Linked DNA regions of Homo sapiens: region 2 is linked to region 1. Evidence: read pairs that join two places in POLR2A ChIA-PET (ENCODE). Cell type or tissue: GM12878. All regions are shown on one strand. Each heading gives the region's core, and the rest is flanking DNA. Links, peaks and the distances in the headings are about the cores only. Region 1 overlaps LINC00887 (long intergenic non-protein coding RNA 887). Region 2 overlaps GP5 (glycoprotein V platelet).

Region 1 (5,373 bases), core at 299-5,298:
GCTAACTGCAGAGGTATAAACATACAAGACAGGACATGTCTCAGGAATCATTAACGCTGCACCACACCACTACCCCACCCCACCCAGCAGAAAATGAATCGCCTCATGAAATCAGTGAACACCTAAGTTTTGGTGTTGGTGTTGATGTGCACGTATGTGTGTGTGTGTGGGAATGTCTGTGGGTATGAATGCAAGTCCTCTTCCCCTAGCCCAGCACAGCCCCCACCACAGAGCAAGAGAGCAAGGCTGTCAGCATCCTGAAATCAGCTCTTCTCTAGTTGATTTTGATAACCAGCCAAAAATGCAGGATCTTTTCAAGGCCTGAAGATCATTAACTCTTTGGAAGAACAACAGGAGAGTTTTTGAATGCTGGGACTGACAGCCTGTTGGTGATAGGCTTAATTACTCCAATTAAATATTCAGGAGCAGAGCCAGGCAAGCCAACAGAATTAGGGGAAGGAATCTTTGCTCCACGGCTGCAGAATTCCGTGCTAGACGGCATTGAGCTTCTCTAAGATGAACACTAGGTTCCCAGGCTCCCAAAGTCCTGACTTTTGATGGTATTTTCTCCCCTCTGGGAGGCACTGACTGTAAAAGATTTATCATTAACTGAGGACCTAGTGTGTTCCAGGGCTGTGCTAGGCCCTGGAAGTTCTGACAAACAAGTTCCCTTCTATGGAGGAAGTACAGGAATCGATTTCCCCACCCCACACTTATAATTACCAGACAGTGTAATCCCATGTGGGATAAGAATTAATAGGAAATCAAAGTTAATTCTCAAATTCTACTTTTCCCAGACTGTGGGTTTTCTTCCCTGGAACCGCAGGCCCAGTTTCTTTCTAGATCATGACTGGCACCATCACTGACCTTTGGGGTGTGGCATGACGTTGGCATATACGCTGTAAGTTTGGTTGCCACAAAGTCCCTTCTGAATTCTAATAATGGGGCCTTTCCTTCTGGGTGGAAAGTTTCTGCCATAGCTGGGGTGGGTCGAGCGTGGGCACTGAGTAGCCTCATTGGTGAGGGGTGGCTGCCCTTGCATTCTTCTGCTCAGTGGCCTGAGGATCGACCCCTGATAAGCCACTGCCCACAGCCACAGGACAGGACAAGCTTCCTGACCCATGTGGAGATGGAATCCATGCCCTATTCTCCTTTCATCGGTGCTCTAGCTAAATGAGCAGCTGACAACCCCAAACTTTATCTCACAGCGGGGACTCTCTGGCCTGTCCGAGATCTGCAAGTGGGGGGGATGGAGCTACAATCTGGGTCATGTGTTTATCTCTAGCCTTGGGGTCTCAGCCATTTCCCCCACAATACTTCAGTGTACCGCCATGCCATCAGCATCAAGAGGTGCTACAAAGAGGTTTGATTTTGTTCTTTTGCAATACACAGCAAATAATTTCTTTTCAACCCAGTTGTTCTTAATTATCTTCTGCCTCAAAACACCTGGAGGATTTTTGGTGCAGTCCCTGGTACCAGCAACAGCATCGCCTAGGAACTTGTTAGAAATGCAAATTCTGGACCCCACCCCAGGATTACTGAATCAGAAACTGGGGGTGGGAACAAGCGGTTTGGGCTTTACCGGGCCCTGCAGGTGCTTCTGGTGCAAGCTCATCTTTAAGAACCACTGAGTAAGAAGAACTCACCATGACGGGAGTTCTCGGTCAGGAGAGGCTTCCTGGGGCGTGTGCCAGAATCTCTAGAATTGAGGATGGGAGTGGCACACAGGTAGTTTGAAAAAGCCACTAAACTCATTATACTCTCTCCCCTGCCACCTTACCCCATTCTGAGAATCATTGATGTAGAAACTGATTTTGCATTGGAGGAAATGTCTCACCCAACTGCCTCCGTGTTTTGATGACTTTTTTTAAGCTTCAGAAAGTTCATTACACCATTGGGGTGACTTGTGTTTCACCTCAGATCTCCTTTCATGGTTGTATACAAAGAATTAATTTATACAAGCTGGGGCTTAAAAAGGGAGAAGTTTCCCCACAGTGGTTTTGTCTCGTTTGGCTTTTGCTGATTAGGAGTTGGTTGGGTCAAAGGTCCACCCTAGGAGCTAGAAACCCACCCTCGAACCATGTACCCCCTTGCCAGCTCCTGGGGCAGGGGTCTTCTGGCCCCAGCAAGTGCTCAGGTTAGGAGGGGCCCATGGATGGTCAGGAACGGCATGCTGCTTTGCTCATAGCCAAGCAACCGTGCGCATCTGCATGAGGATTTTTTTACAAGTTTCTTAAAGGAAACAGATGTCAGCAGCCTCTTTTTCATTGCCCGCAACAGGGAGAAGACACACCTAAGTTGTCTGAATTGCTTGCAAACAGTGGTAGATGTGGGCATTTTTTTTTCTCTAAAAAGATTATATTTGGGAAGCCACCCCCAGCATTTGAGGGGATGCTGGGCGTTTTAACAGTAAGGAGAGTTTACTTTAATCCACCTCATCTCGCTGCGATCTGCAGGTGTTCACGCTGCTTCTGCTTGCCAGGAAAACAACGAGAGGAAGGAGACTGGCTTCTTAGAAAGCATGTTTTCCTGTGGAAGCGGCCCACAAAACCTGCTTATCTGGGTGACAGGCTCCCCCTTCTCAGAAGGTGGTATTTCCCTTGTGGCTACACAGGCAGGAAGCAGGTGGCAGGGAGTGGACCCACAGCATCCCCCACAGCGGGCCCTGGGGTTGCCACCAACCGTGGCTGGGAGCTACTCTCCTTGATTGCTGAGTGGCTCTGTGGCTCTGGGGGCTGGAGTCAGCCGATGTGCTTGGCAGATCTGGAGGGTGGGGTCTCTGCTGACTGCGGCTGCTTGCTCTGGGAGTGGATCGGGGACTGATCCACTGGCCCAGCAGGAGCCTGGCTGGATCCCTCTTGCCCTGGGGGAAGGGAAGCCCGTTGTGTCAGGAAGACTCTGCCTGAACTCTGACCTTTCCCCTCACTAGAATGCAAGCCCCACAGGCAGCAGATCCTGTGGGTTTCATTCACTCAGATATCCCAAGCATCTTGAAGGGTGCCGGGCACACACTGGCTTCTCAATACATGTTTATTGACTAAATAATTGGATTCCTCTCCCATCTTCCACCCGCCAGCCTCCTCTTAAACATGACAAAGAATCCAAGGACTTGTGCTGGGGCTGTCAGCTGCTATTCTGGTGCCCTGGGGACGAAGAAGGGATCTGGAGGGAAGACTGTCACCCTCTTGCGAATGTTTCCAAGAAGCAGCTCAGCATGGGAGAGAAAAGGGGAGATCCCAGTTCCAGGAACACCTGGCCAGTGTTTCACCTGTTTATCGGAGTTGACAGGACCAGCCAGCCCTTTCCCACCTCTCCCCATCATGATGGATGGGAGCCTGGCCTTTGAGGTAAGAACAGATGGGGTTACAGACACTGGCCTTTGAAGACATCTGGAGCGACTGCTTCTCTGGCAGTTCACTTTTAAACCGGCACTTCACCCAGAAGTTGAAGGACCATCTGACAGATGCATAAGGGGTTTGGTGTTGAAGAGAGTTGGGCTAGAGAGTGTCGCAGAGCCCCGGGACTCCTGCGGGTTTAGGATTCTGGCTGAGGGAAGTGTGGCAGGGGCTCCCCACTCACAGGCTCCAGGCTGTGTGATCCGTGGCTGAGGACCCAGACCCTTAGACTTCAGGCACCCTGCAGGGGGTCCCATTTCAGGCAGGACTTTGCCTCCACAGCCCCACAGCTCTGCCTTGGACCAGAAGATTCCAAACAATTTAAACTACTAGTCATACTGATAGAATACTAGTAGTTTGCAAAGAAAAATATTCCCTGGGCCTTGAGGAAGCAGTTGAATTGTGATGGTGCCTATGAACATCCTAGGGCCATGTGTTGTCATTTTCAAGCTTCCCCTCTGCCTAGAGGTGACAACCCTGGTCCCGTGGTGCCCTCCTTAGTGAGCTTGGCAACAAATATGACAACATGAGGGTCACTAGGAAAGAGAAAAAGAGCAAAGAATAGATACAAATGTGATAGGGTACCCTGGTCTTCAATTAGAGAAAGCTGGTCATTTTACAAGAAGCCCTAAGCCTAGCCTCTTCTAAGCTCGGTGAGAGAGGCAAGAGCAGGAAAGAGACTGGCCAGAGGTCGCCCAGGGACCCAAGGAAGCCCTGAGATTTGATGGCTATAAATATAAGTGTATGAATCAGAATAGCACCGGGCAGGCTAGGCATGGTGGCTCACGCCTGTAATCCCAGCATTTTTGGAGGTGGAGGTGGGTGGATCACTTGAGCACAGGAATTCGATAACAGCCTGGGCAACATGGCAAAGCCCTGTCTCTACAAAAAGTACAAAAATTAGCTGGGTGTGGTGGTGCACACCTGTAGTCCCAGCTGCTCAGGAAGCTGAGGTGGGAGGATTGCCTGAACCCAGGAAGTCGAGGCTGCAGTGGTTGGTGATTGCGCCACTGCACTCCAGGCTGAGCAACAGAGTGAGACCACATCTCAAAAAAAAAAAAAAAAAAAAAGCACTGGGCATCTGGCCTGTGCCCATTTAGGGTGAGGTCCTGTGGTTTCAGGTACTGTGATAATCTGCCCATTTTGCCATTCATTAGCTCATCATCCAATATATGCCTTTTGAACACCTAGTACATCCCTAGCACTGTGCTCACACAGCGGGGCGATGGCGAACAAGAGACAAGGTTCCTGTCCTCATGGAGCTTACAGTCCCGCTTGCCTTACACGGACTCGCTGAGCCTTCTTCTCGGGTGATGCCTCAGCTTCCTACTTCACGAAGAAGATAAAAGCAATCAGAAGAGATGCTCACGAGCATCTGTCCCCACCTCACCCGCTGCCTCACCGCATGCCCGCGTTTTGTGTCTGTCCCTCTCCTGTTCTGTGGATGAACTTTTCACGCCATGGCTCAGGCCAGCCCCTCCCCCTGCAACATTCATCCCATGCCCTCCTGGCTGCTCAAGGACATCGCTCCAGTGTCTCCCTTCTGTCCCTTGCACCATCAATCTTTCCCTCTCTATGGGGTCTCTCCTAGCAGCATGCTACCATGTTGCCATCTCTCCCATGTAAAGATACCTTGTCTTGACCCCACTTCCTCCCCCAGGAGAATGGCCCCAGTTCTTACCACTTCCAAAATGATTGTCTGGACTCATCATCTCCAAATTCTCTCCTCCCATTCTCCCTTGAATCCACCCCAATCACACTGTCATCCCTGACACTGTTCTTGTCAAGGTCACCAATGTCCTCATTTTGCTAAATGCAGTGGACATTTCTTGGTCCTCATCTTGCCTGGCTGTCAGCATCATTTGACATGGCTGGTTCCTCCCTCCACGTTGAACACTTTCTTCACATCCACCTGCTTTCCTTCTCCTTCTGGCCACTGCCTCTCAGACTCTTTTGCCATCTTCTCTTCAGATTCCTG
Region 2 (5,356 bases), core at 1-5,000, 89 kb before region 1:
AGACTTCTGCTCCACTCGAACCGCCTTGTGTCTCTGGATTCGGGGCTGTTGAACAGCCTGGGCGCCCTGACGGAGCTGCAGTTCCACCGAAATCACATCCGTTCCATCGCACCCGGGGCCTTCGACCGGCTCCCAAACCTCAGTTCTTTGACGCTTTCGAGAAACCACCTTGCGTTTCTCCCCTCTGCGCTCTTTCTTCATTCGCACAATCTGACTCTGTTGACTCTGTTCGAGAACCCGCTGGCAGAGCTCCCGGGGGTGCTCTTCGGGGAGATGGGGGGCCTGCAGGAGCTGTGGCTGAACCGCACCCAGCTGCGCACCCTGCCCGCCGCCGCCTTCCGCAACCTGAGCCGCCTGCGGTACTTAGGGGTGACTCTGAGCCCGCGGCTGAGCGCGCTTCCGCAGGGCGCCTTCCAGGGCCTTGGCGAGCTCCAGGTGCTCGCCCTGCACTCCAACGGCCTGACCGCCCTCCCCGACGGCTTGCTGCGCGGCCTCGGCAAGCTGCGCCAGGTGTCCCTGCGCCGCAACAGGCTGCGCGCCCTGCCCCGTGCCCTCTTCCGCAATCTCAGCAGCCTGGAGAGCGTCCAGCTCGACCACAACCAGCTGGAGACCCTGCCTGGCGACGTGTTTGGGGCTCTGCCCCGGCTGACGGAGGTCCTGTTGGGGCACAACTCCTGGCGCTGCGACTGTGGCCTGGGGCCCTTCCTGGGGTGGCTGCGGCAGCACCTAGGCCTCGTGGGCGGGGAAGAGCCCCCACGGTGCGCAGGCCCTGGGGCGCACGCCGGCCTGCCGCTCTGGGCCCTGCCGGGGGGTGACGCGGAGTGCCCGGGCCCCCGGGGCCCGCCTCCCCGCCCCGCTGCGGACAGCTCCTCGGAAGCCCCTGTCCACCCAGCCTTGGCTCCCAACAGCTCAGAACCCTGGGTGTGGGCCCAGCCGGTGACCACGGGCAAAGGTCAAGATCATAGTCCGTTCTGGGGGTTTTATTTTCTGCTTTTAGCTGTTCAGGCCATGATCACCGTGATCATCGTGTTTGCTATGATTAAAATTGGCCAACTCTTTCGAAAATTAATCAGAGAGAGAGCCCTTGGGTAAACCAATGGGAAAATCTTCTAATTACTTAGAACCTGACCAGATGTGGCTCGGAGGGGAATCCAGACCCGCTGCTGTCTTGCTCTCCCTCCCCTCCCCACTCCTCCTCTCTTCTTCCTCTTCTCTCTCACTGCCACGCCTTCCTTTCCCTCCTCCTCCCCCTCTCCGCTCTGTGCTCTTCATTCTCACAGGCCCGCAACCCCTCCTCTCTGTGTCCCCCGCCCGTTCCTGGAAACTGAGCTTGACGTTTGTAAACTGTGGTTGCCTGCCTTCCCCAGCTCCCACGCGGGTGTGCGCTGACACTGCCGGGGGCGCTGGACTGTGTTGGACCCATCCGTGCTCCGCTGTGCCTGGCTTGGCGTCTGGTGGAGAGAGGGGCCTCTTCAGTGTCTACTGAGTAAGGGGACAGCTCCAGGCCGGGGCCTGTCTCCTGCACAGAGTAAGCCGGTAAATGTTTGTGAAATCAATGCGTGGATAAAGGAACACATGCCATCCAAGTGATGATGGCTTTTCCTGGAGGGAAAGGATAGGCTGTTGCTCTATCTAATTTTTTGTTTTTGTTTTTGGACAGTCTAGCTCTGTGGCCCAGGCTGGCGTGCAGTGGGCCGTCTCAGTTCACTGCAGCCTCCGCCTCCCAGGTTCAAGTGATTCTCATGCCTCAGCGTTCTGAGTAGCTGGGATTAGAGGCGTGTGCCACTACACCCGGCTAATTTTTGTACTTTTTAAAGTAGAGACGGGGCTTTGCCATATTGGCCTGGCTGATCTCAAACTCCTGGTCTTGAACTCCTGGCCACAAGTGATCTGCCCGCCTTGGCCTCCCAAAGTGCTGGGATTACAGGCGTAAGCCACTACACCTGGCCCTCTTCATCGAATTTTATTTGAGAAGTAGAGCTCTTGCCATTTTTTCCCTTGCTCCATTTTTCTCACTTTATGTCTCTCTGACCTATGGGCTACTTGGGAGAGCACTGGACTCCATTCATGCATGAGCATTTTCAGGATAAGCGACTTCTGTGAGGCTGAGAGAGGAAGAAAACACGGAGCCTTCCCTCCAGGTGCCCAGTGTAGGTCCAGCGTGTTTCCTGAGCCTCCTGTGAGTTTCCACTTGCTTTACATCCATGCAACATGTCATTTTGAAACTGGATTGATTTGCATTTCCTGGAACTCTGCCACCTCATTTCACAAGCATTTATGGAGCAGTTAACATGTGACTGGTATTCATGAATATAATGATAAGCTTGATTCTAGTTCAGCTGCTGTCACAGTCTCATTTGTTCTTCCAACTGAAAGCCGTAAAACCTTTGTTGCTTTAATTGAATGTCTGTGCTTATGAGAGGCAGTGGTTAAAACAGGGGCTGGCGAGTTGACAACTGTGGGTTCAAATCCCAGCTCTACCACTTACTAACTGCATGGGACTTTGGGTAAGACACCTGCTTACATTCTCTAAGCCTTGGTTTCCTGAACCTTAAAACAGGATAACATAGTACCTGCTTCGTAGAGTTTTTGTGAGAATTAAAGGCAATAAAGCATATAATGACTTAGCCCAGCGGCCTGCAGGCAATACATGTTAATGAATGTTAGCTATTATTACTAAAGGATGAGCAATTATTATTGGCATCATGATTTCTAAAGAAGAGCTTTGAGTTGGTATTTTTCTCTGTGTATAAGGGTAAGTCCGAACTTTCTCAGACTGGAGGTTACATTCACATCAGTCTGTCTTCCCCTGCGGATGGCCTCAGCCCTGGGTGGCCAGACTCTGTGCTCACAATCCAGAGCAATGGATCCTCCAACACCACCAGGTGGATGTGGAGCAGGAGAGCTGGATCGTGGCATTTGTTTCTGGGTTCTGCAGCTGTGGGAGTTGGTTTCTGGGTTCTCCATTGGTCTACTTGTCTAGTCCCATACCAGACTCACGGTCTCCATTATTGGAGCTTTAATAATTTTTGGTATAGGGTCATCTCTCCACCTTGTTTTTCTTCTATTCTTGGTTCTTTGCAATTCTATGAATATTTCAGGGTCAGCATGTCAACTCCATTGAAAAACCCTGCTGGGATTTTAATAGAACTTACAGCTCACGCCTGTAATCTCAGCACTTTGGGAGGCTGAGGTGGGTGGATCACAAGGTCAGGAGTTTGAGACCAGCCTGGCCAAGATGGTAAAACCCCGTCTCTACTAAAAATACAAAAATTAGCTGGGTGCGGTGGCAGGTGCCTGTAATCCCAGCTACTTGGGACACTGAGGCAGGAGAATCACTTGAACCCGGGAGGCGGAGGTTGCAGTGAGCCGAGATCGTGCCACTGCACTCTAGCCTGGGCGACAGAGCGAGACTCCATCTCAAAAAAAAAAAAAAAAAATTGCAGTAAATTTAAAACTAATTTGGGGAAGAATCTGTATTTTTTACAATACCTAGTGTTCTTGCCAGTAAGCATGGTTCATCTTCCCATTTATTTACGTCATTTTAAATCTTTCAGTGATGTTTTAGAATTTTTTTTATAAAAACCTTCACTATAAGAACAGAAAACCAAACACCGCATGTTCTCACTCATAGGTGGGAATTGAACAATGAGAACACTTGGACACAGGGCGGGGAACGTCACACGCCTGGACTGTCGGGGGGTGGGGGGCTGGGAGAGGGATAGTGTTAGGAGAAATACCTAATGTAAATGACGAGTTAATGGGTGCAGCCAACCAACCTGGCACATGTATTCATATGTAACAAACCTGCACGTTGTGCACATGTACCCTAGAACTTAAAGTATATAAAAAAAAGAAACCTTGCACTGATTTTGTTAGATTTATTCCTAGGTATCCTTCCTCTTTTTTGATTTGTCATTGCTATTGTAGATGGCATCTTTTTAAAAAGTTATATTTTCTAAAGAAAAAAATAAAAAAAGTTGTATTTTCTAATTTTTATTACCAATATATAAGAATGTAATTTATTTTTACATAATTATCTTATGTCTAGTAATAATTCTGATAATTTGCTTCTTCCTATTAAAACCTTACACCCATTATTGATTTATTTTTCTGTTTTAAAATATCTTCCTGCACTGGCTAAAACCTCCACTATAATGTTGAGCAGAACAGTGAGCATCCTTAGAACTATCTTGGTTGCAAAGGGTAGGTCTCTAATGTTTCATCAATAAATGTGATGTTTCTAGTCTGAGTTTGCTAAGTATATTTTAAAATAATCAGTAAAGTTAGATTTTATCCATTTTTATCTTAACTATTGAGATGCTCATATCATTTTTCTTCTTCAATGTGTTAAAATGGTGAATAAATTTATAGATTTTGGAAAAGTAAATTCATTCTTGCATTCCCGAAGTAAACCAAGCCATGCTATGTGTATTTAAAATATATTGCTGAATTCAGCTTGCTGTTTTGTTTAGAACTTTTACTATCTGTTCATTAGTGAGATTTGCTTATACATTGAAAATAATATCCTTGACTGGTTTTGGTATCAGGTTATACAGCCTCATAAAGTGGGTGGGGACGTTCTCTCTGGAATGGTTCGTAAAAACTGGGATCATCTTTTCCTTGAACGTGTTGTAGAATCCCCTGGAAAACCTTCGTGGCCTGGTTTTATTGTATGTGTGTATTCGGTATTTATTGTTGCATAACCAGTACCCCAGATCTTGGTGGTTTAAAACAATAAAATACATTACGTCACAGTTTCTGAGGGTCAAGAATTTGGGAGTAGTTTAGTTGAGTGGCTGTGGCTCAGGGTCTGTCATGAGGTTGCCATCAAAATCTTGGCTGGGGCTCTAATCATCATGACTGCGGCTGGAGGATTTGCTTCCGACATATCCCGCTCACGCTGTTGGCAGTTCCCTGGTGGCTCACGGCAGGCAGCCTTGGGTCCTTGCCATATGGACCCCTTGAGTGTCCTCATGACATGGCAGCTGGCTTCCCCCTTTCGTTCTTCAAAGAATTGTGGGGTTTTTGGCTTTTTTTTTTATAAGATCTAAAAAAGAAAAAATTAACATTGATCTATATGTTGCTTGAGCTAGAAGGCATAGGAAAACAGACAACATATATCCATGAAATTTCTCCCAAATATGAGGTAAAAAGATGAAATCTTTAGATAAGTTGTAAGTCTGTACAAAGAAGCTAGATTTACTACTCTCTAAAAGGTGAAGGGACCTGCTATATAAAACACAGAAATAATTTAATGCTTTTCGTAAGAATATAACCTGAGCTTTGCTGAAGCTTCATATTCCCTGAGGATGTCTAAAATGCCAGTCCAGGCCAGGCATAGTGGCTCACGCTT

Evidence for each region. ChIA-PET counts read pairs that join two places held together with the same protein. Peaks named below come from ENCODE experiments on the same cell type or tissue, not always from the same donor. Only the 100,000 strongest peaks of a DNase experiment are listed, where the experiment ranks them.
Region 2: POLR2A ChIA-PET joins it to region 1 with 6 read pairs; 2 of 35 experiments call an interaction of 5 or more read pairs at or near these places.

The regions. Positions count from the first base shown.
Region 1 is chr3:194,303,731-194,309,103 of GRCh38, reverse strand. LINC00887 (long intergenic non-protein coding RNA 887) reads left to right here. Exons shown (of 3, transcript NR_024480.1): 2 at 3,077-3,347; 3 at 5,367-5,373. Among named protein-coding and RNA genes, the nearest start is that of LINC00887, 6.4 kb to the left of the region's middle. RefSeq lists enhancers at 1,293-1,442, 1,953-2,192. In GM12878, for the core only: no CTCF peak of the experiment used is centred there; DNase peaks (open chromatin) are centred at 1,683, 2,223 and 2,593; H3K4me3 peaks cover 964 bases; H3K27ac peaks cover 3,106 bases.
Region 2 is chr3:194,392,336-194,397,691 of GRCh38, reverse strand. GP5 (glycoprotein V platelet) reads left to right here. Exons shown (of 2, transcript NM_004488.2): 2 at 1-2,871. The coding sequence ends at 1,092. Among named protein-coding and RNA genes, the nearest start is that of GP5, 4.3 kb to the left of the region's middle. RefSeq lists a silencer at 476-525. In GM12878, for the core only: no CTCF peak of the experiment used is centred there; no DNase peak of the experiment used is centred there; H3K27me3 peaks cover 275 bases.